Linked DNA regions of Homo sapiens: region 2 is linked to region 1. Evidence: read pairs that join two places in POLR2A ChIA-PET (ENCODE). Cell type or tissue: HepG2. All regions are shown on one strand.

Region 1 (2,500 bases):
AGCTTATAGTCTAATGGGGGACAGTGAAATTTAAGAAGCAAGCACAAAGGAAAATGCAATCATCATTGTGATAAATGCTGTAAATGAAAGCATGGTAAAAGAGTAAAGGGAAACCTAGTTTTCATTAGACGTTTAGGAATAGCCTCTCAGAAAAAGTGGTATTTGTGCTGAAGTCAAGGATAAAGAGTGCTGCCAGAGATAAGGCAGGTGGGGGTAGGAATGGGGCTGGAGGTGGGGAAATGAGAGGCGTTGCTAAGGACCTGAAGAGGTGAGGGCTGATGAACGTGGTTCCTGTGCTCCTGAATACTATAGTGATGGACGTACAAACACATGTATGTTACATTATGACAGGAATGATAATAGAGGCTTGGGTAAGTGCTGACTTGGTTTATTGGATCATGAGCACTGGGAAGGCTTCCTCAAGTAGGAGATACTTAAGCTAGGCCTTAAGGACAAGTAAGTATTTGTAGGGGTGTAGGAAGAATGTTTTTATATAGTAAATGTTCAGAAAAAAGGCTTATAAGCTCTTGATGTTACTAAATTTATTTAGGCAGCTATAATGTAGGTACTGCAAATTATTTCTGGAACCTTAAGCCCAATGAACATAAACAATTGAAATATAGAAATAACATTCAGAAAATTTTAGATTTTTAGCTTTGCTGTTTTACAACATTTTAATGTGATAAATACCCTTGTTATCCTGTTTTTTAAAGATTGGCACATATAGAAAATAGCTTTTGAAAGTCTTGGGTTTTTCTAGGTATTGTTTTTTAATTAATGAATAATGTAAACATAGGAAAATAGGAGGGTATAATGAATTGCCATGTACCTGTCACCTAAATATAACAGTAAACATCTCCCCGTTGCTTTTGGTTGAAGTAATTTTAAAACATATAAATATGCATTTCTTTTTTTAAAAATGAGGACATTTCTGTATACAGGTTGAGCATCACTAATCCAAAAATTCAAAATCCAGAATGCTCCGAGATCCAAAACTTTTTGAGCCAGTAACGTAACACCACAAGTGGAAAATTCCATACCTGACCTCATGTGATGAGTTGCAGTCAAAATGCAGTCAAAATTGTGTTTCATGCACAAAGTTATTTAAAATATTGTGTGAAATTACCTTCAGGCCAGGTGTTCAAAGTGTGTATGAGACATAAATGAATTTTGTGGTTAGACTTGCATCCCATCCCCAAGATGTCTCATTATTATAGGCAAAATTCCAAAATCCAAAAAAATGTGAAAGCCAAAACACTTCTGATCTTAATCATTTTGGATAAGGGGTACTCAGCCTTTATACTATAAAACCATTATCAGACCTACCAAAATTAACAATAATCCGATTCTTCTACATACTCCTCCCAATTATCTCTGACAAAGTTTACATGTGTTTAGCTGAAACATGCCTCTATTCTCTTAATCTATAACAGTTCCCTCAAAAATATTTTTCTTTTATAACATTTTCCTGTTGAAAATTGGGCCATTCTGTGCCCGCTGACCCACTTTTTGGATTTGTCCTAGTGTTCCCTGCAAGCTGAGAATTAGATCTAAAGACTTGATTGCATTCAGGTTATGTATTTATTCTTTAAAGAAATACAATAAAAAGGTCCTGTCCTTTAGGCGCGATGGCTCATGCCTGTAATCGCAGCACTTTAGGAGGCTGAGGCAGGCAGATCACTTGAGTCCATGAGTTCGGGACCAGCCTGGGCAATATGGAAAACCCCCATCTCTACTAAAAATACAAAAATTAGCTTGGCATAGTGGCACGCACCTGTAGTCCCAGCTACTAGGGAGGCTGAGATGGGAGAATCACCTGAGCCCAGGAGGTTGAGGCTGCAGTAAGCTGAGATAGCACCACTGTACTACTGTACTCCAGCCTTTTTTGAGACCCTGTCTCAAAAAAAAAAAAAAAAAGTCCTGTACTTTTATTTTCAGGATGACTTCCGTTCCTTCTCATCCTCCTTCCCTTCTCCTTTCTCTACACACAGTGAAGAGGTAAAAAATTTGAATAGTACAACACAAAACTAATTGAAAATTCTCTCCACCTTTCCCAAATCAACCACTGATATGAGAGTGTTATGCATTTACAACGTGCTTTCTACGTGAAGGGTTGATTTTTTAAATCATCTCAAAGATGACTTTGAAAACAAGTGTACTTCTCAAATTAATTCAAACTACTGATACTTACATTTTATTCCCATTAAACTACACAATTTGACTTCTTCGCTTAGAGACTCCACACAGACAGCCAAGGAAACCGATGACTATCTGACTGAGCCCAAACAGGACCTCCAGAATTCCAACAAGCAATAGACCTAAAAATACTGAGAAGTGGATAAGCCTATGTTTGTTTTCTTCAGAATCGAAGTGGAAACTAGATGCTCTCCAGCCACTCGCCATGGTGTCGTTACTGGTGGGTTTATTGAAACCAGTAGGAGGTGCACAAGAGTCATTGAAAAACCACTGCAAGTTGAAGGATTCTGGATGAATGTCACTG
Region 2 (2,500 bases), 89 kb after region 1:
GTTAAGATATAGTGACAAAAGGAGAAATCTCGAAATATGCTACCAGGTGGCTTAAAAATCACAGCTGAATCTATACGGTCAACTTGGCAGTAAAACACGTTACTTATTTCCTGTTTGGGAAAAATACCGCACTATGCTTCCTAGATTCAACTGAATTATGAAATGCAGAAATTGAAATGGGTACAAAAAGTATACTATTTTTTTATCCCTCCCCCCCCCCCCCGTTTCCTTTCTTCTTTCCTTCCTTTTTTTTCTGACAGCATTCACACATAGAAGAAAAGTTGATTCAATGCATCTGGATTGTGAAATAAAGCATAAGGTGTGGACAGGCAGTACAAGTATTGCATACTGTTAATGTTTAATTAAATATTTGAAATCAAACAGTTGACTTAGCAAGTGCTATAAAGAAGAGAGTGTAGATTTTACTAGCTTCTCCATAGCTTGGAAAAAAATTCAGATTGTACCAACCAAGGACAGGTTTTCAGTCGTAAAAGCTAAACATTATTCCATGGATGGCTCCTAGTGGGTGACTTTGGCTCCCTGGCTGCACTGCCCATGTGACTTTACAGATCAGAAAACATCTTCTACTAGGCGAGTTAAGAGGGGGTCAGACCAATGAGTGGCTAATTTGTAAGGATTTCACTTAACTGAAAGACACCCTTCTGAGTGCTTTCTAAACCCCATTAACAGAAATTAGTGTTAAAAGTTAAAAACCAGTAATAATCTGACCTTCAAGCATGCTATACTATAAACTGAACTCTCTATTTTCTGGCTACTGCATTTTCCACTACCAGCCCTAGCCCAGGTTGCTTCCTCTGCCTGAGATGTTCTTTCCTCCCAGCGCCATGTGCACTCCAAATCCTGCCCATCTTAACTGCTACTTCCTCCAAGAAGTCTCCCTTCCCTTATCCTTCAAGACTGAGGGACTCATGCCTTCCTGTGAACTGCCTTAGTGAATTATCTCACCCCTCTTGTGACACTTCACTTTCTGTCTTGTTTTAAGATCTTTTGTGTTTCCTTTTTTATTCCATTTTATTATATAAAAGTCCTTTGTGGAAAGGACTTGCACCTGGTTCCTTGTTCCATTCCCCACACCACATGGCTCGGGACTTTGTACACTGTTTAGCAGATAACAATTTAAATGAATGACCCATTAGATATCATGTTGGTGTCTGATATTTGTTCTACCCAGAGTGAGTCCATCTGGAGGGTGAGATAATGTCGTTCAGCTCCTTTCCAACCCCATCAGCAGTCCTAGGTGAAGAAAGGCAAAGGCCTGTTATAGATCAACTCCCTGGACTAATGTTGCAATCATTCTCTTTGCAAACATGTGTCAGCGTTTCTGCTTCCATATCTTTCTACATATCCGCAGTGAACAAACTCCCTAAGAAACACTGGCTTATTGAAATGGGGCATGTTACTAAATACACAGCATTCTTTTTATCTCCCTTCTCTGCTGTATAACACACCAACCTCCACTTGCACATTCAGAAATATAAAAATGATTACATTATGTAAATCCAACCCCTTTGTAGGGATCACTGCCAGAGAGATGTTAAAATGACATTACACCTGACCTTTCTGAAAAGGATAATGCTCCAGAAGTAAATTCTTACAAATGAGGATGGACAACACTTGGAGTTCTTTTTTTTTTTCTTTTTTTTTTTTCTTTGGAGTCTCACTCTGTCACCCAGGCTTGAGTGCAATGGTGTAATCTTGGCTCACTGCAACCTCTGCCTCCTGGGTTCAAGTGATTGTCCTGCCTCAGCCTCCTGAGTAGCTGGGATTACAGGCGCCTGCCACCATGCCCAGATAATTTTTTCTATTTTTAGTAGAAATGAGGTTTCACCATGTTGGCCAGGCTGGTCTTGAACTCCTGACCTCAGGTGACCCACCTGCCTTGGCCACCCAAAGTGCTGGGATTACAGGCATGAGCCACCATGCCTGGCCAACATTCAGAGGTTTTTTTTTTTTTTCTTTTTTTTTTAAAGAAACCCCTATTGGCTTGTTATTTTATATAAATAAGCATTTTGATTAAAAGAACTATTTGAACTGAATATTTTCTCCCACAGAATGGGAATTAGATTTCTTTAACTTAGCCTGGCTTAGGGTCTCTCTGTCTTCCTTTTTTTGAAGATCTGAAACTCTGGCAAAACAATGTCATATTTTCTGCTAATTTGTGGTTATTGTCCTTTTGCAGGATTTGAATCTTATATGAAGTTTATTTTGTCACCAGGACTATATACCAGAATTTGAGTCTCAGCTGGTATCGGTGGGGGAAGGCCATGGTGGTCTACTGGACAGCACCTGGAAAAAGATGGCATTTGAGTTTGGGCTATGCCACTACTGGCAGTTTGGTTTGGGGAAAGCCAAGTCTTCGCCTCTCAGTCTCCTATCTGAAAAATTGAGACAATAACAATACATATTTCCCAGAATTTTTGTGAGATTTTAATGAGATAATGCATGAGAAAATGCACTGTATACAATACTATACAAATAC

The links. Peaks named below come from ENCODE experiments on the same cell type or tissue, not always from the same donor. Only the 100,000 strongest peaks of a DNase experiment are listed, where the experiment ranks them.
Region 2: POLR2A ChIA-PET joins it to region 1 with 7 read pairs; 2 of 35 experiments call an interaction of 5 or more read pairs at or near these places.

The regions. Positions count from the first base shown.
Region 1 is chr2:227,361,516-227,364,015 of GRCh38, forward strand. It overlaps TM4SF20 (transmembrane 4 L six family member 20), which reads right to left. Exons shown (of 4, transcript NM_024795.4): 4 at 523-2,497. The coding sequence ends at 2,209. Among named protein-coding and RNA genes, the nearest start is that of TM4SF20, 17 kb to the right of the region's middle. In HepG2, a CTCF peak has its summit at 2,438; no DNase peak of the experiment used is centred here.
Region 2 is chr2:227,450,233-227,452,732 of GRCh38, forward strand. No RefSeq gene overlaps it. Among named protein-coding and RNA genes, the nearest start is that of MIR5703, 21 kb to the right of the region's middle. In HepG2, no CTCF peak of the experiment used is centred here; a DNase peak (open chromatin) is centred at 1,299.